Regions from separate parts of the Homo sapiens genome. Here region 1 is linked to region 2. The links are chromatin contacts, found by Hi-C or POLR2A ChIA-PET in ENCODE. All regions are on one chromosome and are shown on one strand. The core of a region is the stretch at or near the end of the contact, and the rest is flanking DNA. Distances in the headings are between cores, read along the strand shown. Region 1 holds the start of UTP11 (UTP11 small subunit processome component). Region 2 overlaps INPP5B (inositol polyphosphate-5-phosphatase B).

Evidence for each region. Hi-C counts contacts between places; a loop is a spot of excess contacts on that map. ChIA-PET counts read pairs that join two places held with the same protein, here RNA polymerase II (POLR2A). Pooled maps may share reads with other maps.
Region 1: a loop to region 2 is called in a pooled map, with 6 times the contacts of the local background. The contact joins the promoter of UTP11 here to the enhancer-like site in region 2. A Hi-C loop is called at or near these places in 8 of 168 maps with a recorded cell type or tissue (CD14-positive monocyte, CD4-positive, alpha-beta T cell, CD8-positive, alpha-beta T cell and 3 more), 2 of 37 single-sample maps with no recorded cell type and 14 of 50 pooled maps. POLR2A ChIA-PET finds 5 or more read pairs at or near these places in 16 of 52 experiments (CD4-positive, alpha-beta T cell, HEK293, HepG2 and 11 more).

Annotation. Positions count from the first base shown.
Region 1 is chr1:38,009,878-38,014,974 of GRCh38, forward strand. UTP11 (UTP11 small subunit processome component) reads left to right here and starts at 2,857. Exons shown (of 8, transcript NM_016037.4): 1 at 2,857-2,988. The coding sequence starts at 2,926.
Region 2 is chr1:37,918,958-37,924,500 of GRCh38, forward strand. All of the region lies in intron 7 of INPP5B (inositol polyphosphate-5-phosphatase B), which reads right to left. Among named protein-coding and RNA genes, the nearest start is that of INPP5B, 25 kb to the right of the region's middle. Within about 2 kb of position 3,999, at least 6 of the 41 ENCODE cell types and tissues checked have a DNase peak (open chromatin) inside an H3K27ac peak, as active enhancers do; they include CD14-positive monocyte and CD8-positive, alpha-beta T cell, where a contact is called at or near this core.

The DNA of each region.
Region 1 (5,097 bases), core at 1,607-4,106, 90 kb after region 2:
TTCATCATGTTGGCCAGGCTGGTCTTGAACTCCTGACCTCAAGTGATCTGCCCGCCTTGGCCTCCCAATATGCTATGATTACAACCATGAGCCACTGCGCCTGGCCGTCCAGAAACTTTCCTTGTGACCCCAAGCTGGACACTGAATTTGTGGGTGGAGAGGGTGAAATAAGTAAGTGACTTTCACAGAGCATGGGAGGTGGGGAGGGCAGAGCAAGAACTAATGTAGTTAAATGTTGACTGTGTGAAGGGCACCATGCCACGTGGTAGTCATTACCTCTTTCTGTCCTCACAAAAACCAGAAGAGGCAGTTATTATTATCATCATCACCATTTGACAGAGTAAGACAAGCTCAGAGAGTTTGACATCATAGCCTCAAATCACAAGCCAATAGGTGATAGATATAAAGCCAGGGCTGACACCAGGGTCCCCCTGTCTAATGTACAGAGCTAGCTTCTCTTGGGTATGCTGGTCACCCAGTGCCTTCTTCAGGGGGAAGAGGCAGGAGTGGCTGGGGCTGCTACCTAGTCACCCTGCCTGACAGCTGGTCTTCTTAATGGAAATGAGGCTGGAAAGGTGGGCATGAGGCAGGTTATAAAGGGCCTTGTCTTCCAATGGTAAGTGATAAATGAGATGGAATTTTGTTAATGCAGGAGGCCCTAAATGGGCAAGGCTCAAACTCATACTTTCAGCTCTTTCAGGCCCACTGGTCGACTGGACTGGCATTTCTGGGGACTAAGGGGACGATTTCCCTGGAGCTCCTGAGCTGGAGGAGTGACCCCTGTCATGAGAAATGCGTGCAATTATACATCCTGTTTCATGTGGTGGAAAAGAAACCAAATACCTCTGGAATGCTCTACTGTGCCCAATCCTCTCTCTAAACTTAGAAGCAGGTTTAGTAATAATAAAAATAACAATAGTAACTCCATTTTATTGTGAACTTGCTAAGGAATAAAAACAGCATTAAGCACTTTAAACATAGTTCGTTTTGGCCGGGTGCGGTGGCTTACGCCTGTAATCCCAGCACTTTGGGAGGCTGAGGCAGGCGGATCACGAGGTCAGGAGATTGAGACCATCCTGGCTAACACGGTGAAACCCCATCTCTACTAAAAATACAAAAAATTAGCCTGGCGTGGTGGTGGGCACCTGTACTCCCAGCTAGTCAGCAGGCTGAGGCAGGAGAATGGTGTGAATCCGGGAGGCGGAGCTTGCAGTGAGCCGAGATGATGCCACTACACTCCAGCCTGGGCAACAGAGCGAGACTCTGTCTCAAAAAAAAAAACAAAAAACAAAAAACCAACATATTTCGTTTAATCATCAAAACAGTCCTGTGGGTATAGTATTATTATTACCTCAGTTTTACAGATGGGGAGATGGAGGCTCAGTGAATCTAACTTTACCTTGACTGGGGTGGCATCAGAACACACCTCATGGGTCATTACCTTGTACTGCCTCTGATTCGCATATCGTCAACCAGCCATTCCCTTAGGGATGTGAGGGACTCAGAACTTTATAGCTATTGTCATTGGGTGATTTCCTTCTATGCTCTTTACAGATATGACTCCTCAGTTCAACTGTGAGCTCTTGACAGCAATATGAGGCAAGAAGTGTATGTTATTATTATCCTCATTTTATGCTTGAGAAAAATGATGCTCATTAAAGTCAAGAAACCTGCCAAAAGTCACACAGCCTGTAAGTGAATGGCAGAGCCAGTTATGGTTTTAAGGTCTCTTGTCTCTCTATAGAATATTTTTTCCTGTACACTGTTGTAGAGGAGCAAAAAATGGACAGGTCAGATGAATGAAGTTTATATAGTGTCCCAAGTTACAGAAAAGAATAGTGGCATGGGGCCTCTGGGGGCTGGTGGCAACACATATTATGGGAAGGTGAGAGGAGGAAATGTCCTGTTATGGAGATAAAATCTCTCAGGAAGTAATAGTTGTCAGCCCTCTTCTTGACACAGATACCTCACTAAAAATGTAGATTTCCTTTGTAGGTGATAAATTTATTTCTACAAAAGGAAGGACAGCTTTTCAGAGCAACTCCTGTATCTGCAGTTTCTCAGCATAACCAGCTTTAAGAAACAAGCCAGAGAAATATATATTTTGGGGTGGCATATTCTGGCCTCCCACAGTCATATTTTGGAGTGGTGAGTCCTGAGCCCCAACAGTGTTTTTTTTTTTTTTTTTTTTTTTTTTGAGACGGAGTCTCACTCTATTGCCCAGGCTGGAGTGCAATGGCGCCATCTCGACTCACTGCAACCTCTGCCTCCCAGGTTCAAGTGATTCTCCTGCCTCAGCCTCCCGAGTAGCTGGGATTACAGGCGCGCACCACCAAGCACAGCTAATTTTTGTATTTTTTTTAAGTAGAGACGGGGTTTCACCATGTTGGGCAGGCTCCTGACCTCGTGATCCGCCTGCCTTGGCCTCCCAAAGTGCTGGGATTACAGGCGTGAGCCACCGCGCCCAGCCAGCCCCAAAACTGTTAAATCCGTACTGCTCTAGCTTTAAACATACCTTCTAGATACAGCAACCCGTGCCGAGCTGTAAGTGACTGCACATGCGCACACGCTAAGCCCAGCTCAGACGGAGGCCAGTGCCAGCCACGTGTTCCCAGGTGCCCACGCGGGCCAAGCGCGAAGGCGAGATCTGGGTAGCGTGGACAGGCGCTAGCGAATAAGAACTGGCTCTTATAGAGTCACGAGACTATATCTGGGAAACTACACTTCCCAGAAGCAGCCTGCGGTGACTGCCTCTGTTAAATGACGTACTTCCTGAAAGCCGGCTCCGGATAGGTTGCTTAGAGGAAGTAGGCGGTTCTAAACCGCCGGCGGCTAGGCCTATTTCCGGTAGGAATCAGTGGACTTGGCGGCAGAGGCAGTGCGGATCCGGCGTTCTCCACTGATCTTTTCCAAGGCTGTACAGACATGGCGGCGGCTTTTCGGAAGGCGGCTAAGTCCCGGCAGCGGGAACACAGAGAGCGAAGCCAGGTAGGACCATACAGGCCCCACAAGTGCTGGCCTTTGTCGCCATGTGTTACCCTTGCCCCAACCCTGTCGCCACCGTGGGATCCGGGTCCAAACTGTATAGTATATAAATGCACGTAAATGTATGTTAATGACGCTGGCGTGGCTGGGGCGGAGCTTCGTGGGAACGAGTGGAGGGGATTTGTCGTTTCCGTTCTAGGAAAAGCAGGGGTGCCCCCCTTTCCTTGGGGATATAAAACCTGCTCTGGAAGATTTCAGTGTGGTGATTGAGTAAGATGTCTGTCAAGTGCCTGGTCTCTTCTGAGGAGTTGAGGTCAGAGCTCATGTAGGCAACAACTGCTGGGCTGAAATTGGATCCCACGTCTAATGGGCAGCTCCGCCTGCTGCATATGGGGGCCCTGACCGAAGAGACTGTGGTTACTAATGTGGTATCATCATCACGCTGGGCTTGTGGTTCATGAAGATCTGCCATATGTGCTTTTTGTTTAAGCCTTACCCCTTAATGTTGGCCTTTTCCATTCCCATTATACAGATGAGGAAACTGAGGTCCAGAGTGGTGACTTGTCCAGTTACAAACACCAGATTCAGGCAGAGTAAACAGTTCTAGGATTTCTATGGTGGGTGTGTCTGTGTAGGGAGGTTGAGTAGAAATAAGCTTATATGCAGAATCAGTTGATACACTGTCAGGAATCCCGTGCTTAATATCTGATTCAGAAAGGCCCTTAGACATACATATGTGCTCCAACTTAGTTTTACAGATGAGGAAGACAGGGGAAAGAGTTGTGCAGCTGACTGATGGGATAGAACTAAGGCCTCTTAACTACAGTTCAGTCTTCCTGCTTAATAGCATATATCAAACTTTTTTTTTTTGAGATGGAGTCTCACTCTGTTGCCCAGGTTGGAGTGCAGTGGCACGATCTCGCCTCACTACAACCTCCGCCTCCCAGGTTCAAGCGGTTCTCCTGCCTCAGCCTCTCGAGTAGCTGGGACTGCAGGTGCACACTACCATGCCCTGCTAATTTTTGTATTTTTAGTAGAGACGGGGTTTTGTCAGATTGGCCAGGCTGGTCTCGAACTCCTGACCTCTGGTGATCCACCCGCCTTGGCCTCCCAAAGTGCTGGGATTACAGGCGTGAGCCCCTGCACCCGGCCAAAACTATCACCTTTTGAGCACTTACTATATGCTAGGCACAGCCCTGCATGTTTTTACAATTGTCTCATGTAATCCTACAACATCCCTCTGAAGTGGATGTTACCCTCATTCCTCATTTTACAAATGAGGAATCTGGTGCTTAAAGAGATTGAATAGTATATCCAAAGTCACAGTTGTAAGTAGTGGAATTGGATTAGCAGAGAAGACAGAGGGCTTTCAGAGCTGGCTGTGGACATGGCATGGCCATGGCTGAGTAGGAACAGATGGCCTGTGTAGAAGAGGTGAGAAGAAGACCATCCTGAAAAGGTGGGTAAACCGTTGACACAAACGTTCCATATTTGGGTAGTTTGGACTTTATCCTGCAGATCCTTCAGTAGGGCAGCAGGGGAGCTACTGAAGATATTTTGTATGGAGGGTGTATGTGTTATTACGTAAACTATTTCAGATACAATACCAGGTTTCCTTTTGTAATGCGATTGTACATTCAGGTGGACATGAGAGATTTCAAGATTTCTGCCTCACCTCATGTTGTTGCTTTTTTGACCCTTTAGCTTGCTTTCTCTACTCTGTTAACCTCCCTTTGCTGTAATTAAAGTTAAAATTATTAGGGGAGGTTTGGTATTATTTTACTTATGTTTTTGAGATAGTGTCTCCCTCTGTTGCCAAGGCTGGAGTGAGTGGGGCAATCACGGCTCACTTCAGGCTCGACCCCCTCACTCAAGCCATTCTTTTGCCTCAGCTTCCTGAGTAGCTGGGACCACAGGCGTGTACTGTGACACCCAGCTAATTTTATTTTATTTTTTTAATTTGTAGAGATGAGGTCTCACTGTGTTGCCCAGGCTGGTCTCGAACTCCTGGGCTCAAGTGATCTGCCCACCTCAGCTTACCAAAGTGCTAGGATTGCAAGTGTGAGCCTGGCCTTAAATAGTTATTTATTGCATCACTTGAAGGATAAAAGA
Region 2 (5,543 bases), core at 2,749-5,248:
CCTTGTTTTACAAATAAGGAAATTGAGGCCTAGAGCAGATAGCAGACATGCTCAAGGACATAGAGCCAGTAAATGGTGCAGCTGACATTAAAACCCAGATCTGCTTGACTCCAAAGTCCCACAGCCTCCCATTTTGCATGCATGAGGACATCATCATCAATGAAACTATAAACTCCCAAGGGTAAGTACGATGTGAATAGAAGGTTTAAATCTGTTTGGATAACCAAGCAAAAGTATCAGCACAGTCTGTACAGGATATGTGGGAGTGTGGCTGTCACTGCTGGGTGGAGATCACGTTCTACCCTTCCTGAGCACCTATTAGGTCTAGGAGGAGGTGTCCCCTCCTATCTTCTCAGTCACCAGCCTTTGCATCCCATTTCCAGCACACTGGAAGAACCTGCAAAACCATGCAAGCAAAATACCTGCAAACCATGTGCTTCAGAATACCTGACAGTTCAAACTGACCGGATTAAGTGAGTAGGTTCAATGTTTGCCAGCAAGATCATGCCCTGCACACACCACCAGGGGGACATTCCAAGGGCTCTCTAAGTCTGAGACAGGGCCTTACATACTAGCAAAGAATTCATGGGGAAATAAACCACTCTAGATCCAACTACCTAGAATACAAGTCAGGCTCTGTTGATGATGACAATGATAGTATTATAAATACTAATAATATTAAGAGCAAATACTTGGCCAGCAGTGGTTCATGCCTGTAATCCCAGCACTTTGGGAAGCCGGGAAGCCGAGGTGGGCAGATCACCTGAGGTCAGGAGTTCAAGACCAGCCTGGCCAAAATGGCGAAACCCCATCTCTACTAAAAATACAAAAAAAAATTAGCCAGGCGTGGTGGCAGGCGCCTATAATCCCAGCTACTCGGGAGGCTGAGGCACAAGAATCACTTGACCCAGGAGGCAGAGGTTGCAGTGAGCCAAGATCATGCCACTGCACTCCAGCCTGGGCAACACAGCAAGACTACATCTTAAAAAAACAAACAAACAAACAAACAAAAACTAATACTTAAGGCTTACTACGTATTGAGCACTGTTTAAATCACTTTACATATATTTTATCCTCACAACTACTCTATGAGGTAGGTGCTGTTATTATGTCCACGTTACAGACCAGGAGATATACACAGAGAGGTTAAATAACTTGCCCAAGAGCACACAGTAGTAAATGGCACACAGCCAGGGTTCAAACCCAGGGAATCTGAGCCAAGAGTCTGTGCTCTCAACCAATAAACTATATCACTGATGAGAAAACGAGAGGCTCAGAAAGCATTTCTGGCAGAGAAAATTTAACTTCAGCAAAAGCACAAAGATAGGGCATTATGGTATGCTTGGAAACAAGTAATAATAAGTAGGATAAATAAGTAGGGAAAAGTTTTATTTGAGAAGCACTAGGGATACAAAAGAAGAATGTGGCCGGGAGCGGTGGCTCATGCCTATAACCCCAGCACTTTGGGAGGCCAAGGCAGGCAGATCACTTGAGGTCAGGAGTTCGAGACCAACCTGGCCAACATGGAGAAACCCTGTCTCTACTAAAAACACAAGTATTACCCAGGTGTGGTGGTGGGCACCTGTAATCCCAGCTATTTGGGAGGCTGAGACAGGAGAATCACTTGGACCCAGGAGGCGGAGGTTGCAGTGAGCCGAGATCAAACCACTGCACTCCAGCCTGGGCGACAGAGTGAGACTCTGTCTCAAAAAAAAAAAAGAAGAAGAAGAACAAGAGTGTAAGAGTCAGGTCTCAAGTGCGACCTGAGTTCTATTTTCGACTCCGCCAATGACCAGATGAGTGATCACAAGCATGTTACCCTACCCTCTCTAAGCCTCAATCTCCCAGCTGAAAAACAGAGATCCTCGGCCAGGCGCGGTGGCTCACACCTGTAATCCCAGAGCCTTGGGAGGCCGAGGCAGGCATATCACAAGGTCAGGAGATCGAGACCATCCTGGCTAACACAGTGAAACCCTGTCTCTACTAAAAATTCAAAAAATCAGGCGGGCGTGGTGGCGGGCGCCTGTAGTCCCAGCTACTCAGGAGGCTGAGGCAGGAGAATGGCGTGAACACGGGAGGTGGAGTTTGCAGTGAGCCGAGATCGCGTCACTGCACTCCAGACTGGGTGACAGAGTAAGACTCCATCTCAAAAATAAATCAATAAATAAAAATAATAGAGATCCTCTTATGGAATTTTTGTGACACAGTGTAAGGCCCATGGACTCAAAGTAAGTGCTTAATAAATGGTAAGTGCTACTAATAATGATAACAACAGTAGTAAATTTAGGCTAAACTGTAAGACTTCAAACGCCATGTAGAGTTTGGATTTTACTCTTATGACAAAAAGGAGCTGTTTACCTAGCACATAGTACACAGGGCAGGTAACTCTTGAGTGACATTCATAACACAGGGCACCTGGCATTGAAAAGAATGGAAAAAATCCATTTTTTCCAGTTCAGCTTTGCCACCATCCCAAATTGTTTTGTTACTTTCTTCAAAGTTAAATAACCATGTTTAGTTTTCTTTTTTCATTTCTTTTACATTTCTCAAATATCTCACAGCTTTAAAAAGAAGTGCCATAGATTCTATCATTTAAAATGAACACAGGGCCAGGCGCAGTGCCTCACGCCTATTATCTCCACACTTTGGGAGGCTGAGGTGGGAGGATCACCTGAGGTCAGGAGTTCGAGACCAGTCTGGCCAACGTGGTGAAACCCTGTCTCTACTAAAAATACAAAAATTTTTTAAAAATAATAATGAATAAAATAAAGACCAGGCGTGGTGGCTCACGCCTGTAATCCTAGCACTTTGGGAAGCCAAGGCAGGTGGATCACCTGAGGTCAGGAGTTCGAGACTAGCCAGGCCAACATAGCAAAACTCCGTCTCTACTAATACAAAACTTAGCCAGGCGTGGTGGCGGGCACCTGTAACGGGCTTGCTGGCGAGCGCCTGTAATCCCAGCTACTCAGGAGGTTGAGGCAGGAGAACTGCTTGAACCCAGGAGGTGGAAGCTGCAATGAGCCGAGATCATGCCACTGCACTCCAGCCTGGGCAACAGAGCAAGACTGTCTCAAAAAACTAAAAATAAATAAAAATGAGCTGGGTGTGGTGGCAGACACCTGTAGTCCTGGCTACGTAGGAGGCTGAGGCAGGAGAACCACTTGAACATGGGAGGTGAAGGTTGCAGTGAGTTGAGATCATGCCACTGCACTTTAGCCTAGGTGACAGAGCTAGAATCTGTCTCAAAAAAATGAAAATAAAAATAATAAAAATAAATAAAAGTTAGCCAGACATGGTGGCACATGTCTGTAGTCCCAGCTACTTGGGAGGCTGAGACAGGAGAACTGCTTGAACCTGGGAGGTGGATGTTAAGGTGAGTCGAGATCATGTCACTGCACTCCAGCCTGGGTGACAGAGTGAACTCCGTCTCAAAAAATGAAATAAGCTGGGCTCCGTTTCAAAAAATGAAATAAGCCAGGCGCGGTGGCTCACACCTGTAATCCCAGCACTTTGGGAGGCCGAGGTCAGGAGATTGAGACCATTCTGGCTAACACGGTGAAACCCCATCTCTACTAAAAAATACAAAAAACTAGCCGGGCATGGTGGCAGGCGCCTGTAGTCCCAGCTACTTGGGAGGCTGAGGCAGAAGAATGGCATGAACCCAGGAGGCGGAGCTTGCAGTGAGCCAAGATCGCACCACTGCAGTCCAGCCTGGGTGACACAGCGAGACTCCGTCTCAAAAAAATAAATAAAATAAAATAAAATAAAATGAACACAGACATCTCTAAAAACACATCTCATGCCAAGCAAACCTGTAAGTTCTAGACTGGAAATCCAATTTGCACCCTGTGCAAATCCAATTTAGGCTGGCAAGGACTAAATATGACCAGTTTAGCTTTCAAGGAGGAAGACTACAGTGCAATTACTTTACGGCAACAGGTTGGTTAGTGGTGATAGGCCCCTGGAGAGATGACTTGAATTTTTCCTTCTCAGGCTTCCCTTCAGTGGGCCTTCTGTGAACTGTCTGTGGTCTGGTGATAAAGCTAAAAGAGAAGTGGGCAAGAGCAAACCAGGAAGCGGGGAGGGCAACACAGAGATGCAGAGCATGCTCAAAGAGGAAGGGGGCAGGAGTTGTTGAGGCCACAAAGCACCTTGGGCTAGAAATTGTATGGGTCTCTACAATTCAACCAGAGACAGACATTTTTTGAGCACCTACTGATGTACAAGGCATTCGGCTGTCATTTGGGAAGGAGAGAGAATGCAAAATGCTAAAAGCAGCAAGTTCAAGCTTACAAAAATGTAGCTGAATGAGAAGTCAACAAATAGGTGAAAAAGTACAGGGCTTTATCCAGAAATAATAAGCAGTCAAGTTTGAAGTAAAAGGAAATGAAGATAAGTTGTAGCAGATAAGACCAGACAGAGAAGCAGGCTGAGGTCAGGCAGTGCAGGACTTGACCACTATACTAAGGAATTTGAGCTTTATTCTATAGGCAACAGGGAGTGGTACAATATTGAAGTTCACATACAAAATAGTAGAATACGATCAAAGTTATGTTCTAAGGAGATCCCTAAAGGAGAGGGAAACTTGAGGTTGGGAAGACTTACAAGAAGACTACTGCAACAGTTCAGCTAAGAGGATACCAACATGAATAAGGGGGATTTTGAAATGTGGGTAGATAGGAGAGGCACTGCAGAAAAAAAAAAATGAACAGAATTTGCTTATTAGACATGAGAGCAGAGGGAAGAGTCAAGGATACCCTGAGGTTGTTAGTGACTGCATTCAGAAATATGAAAATGGAGGGAGGAAAGGAGTAAGTGCAGTTCTTTTTTTTTTTTGAGATGGAGTCTCGCTGTGTCGCCCAGGCTGGAGTGCAGTGGCGTGATCTCTGCTCACTGCAACCTCTGCCTCCAGGGTTCAAGTGATTCTTCTGTCTCAGCTTCCCAAGTGGCACGCAGATTACAGACGCAAGCCACCACACCTGGCTAATTTTTGTATTTTTAGTAAAGACAGGTTTTCACCATGTTGGCCAGGCTGGTCTCAAACTCCTGACCTCAGGTGATCCACCTGCCTCAGCCTCCCAAAGTGCTGAGATTACAGGCCTGAGCCACTGTGCCCAGCCAATGCAGTTCTTATCAGGAAGAAATCCCCCTAGGATAGACCCTGAAGACAGCAGCCAGGTTCTCAGTTCTCAGAGGTGAGCATTTACCATTTCTTTTTCTTTTTTTTTTTTGAGACAGAGTCTCGCTCTTGCCCAGGCTGGAGTGCAGTGGCGTGATCTCGGCTCACTGCAACCTCCACCTCTGGGGTTCAAGCGATTCTCGTACCTCAGCCTCTTGACTAGCTGGGACTACAGGCATGTGCCACCCTGCCGGGCTAATTTTTGTATTTTTAGTAGAAACAGGGTTTCGCCATGTTGACCAGGCTGATCTCAAACTCCTGGCCTCAAGTGACCCGCCCACCTCAGCCTCCCAAAGTGCTGGGATTACAGGCATGAGCCACCGCTGCTGGCCAGCATTTCCCATTTCTAATTGTATTTCCCAAA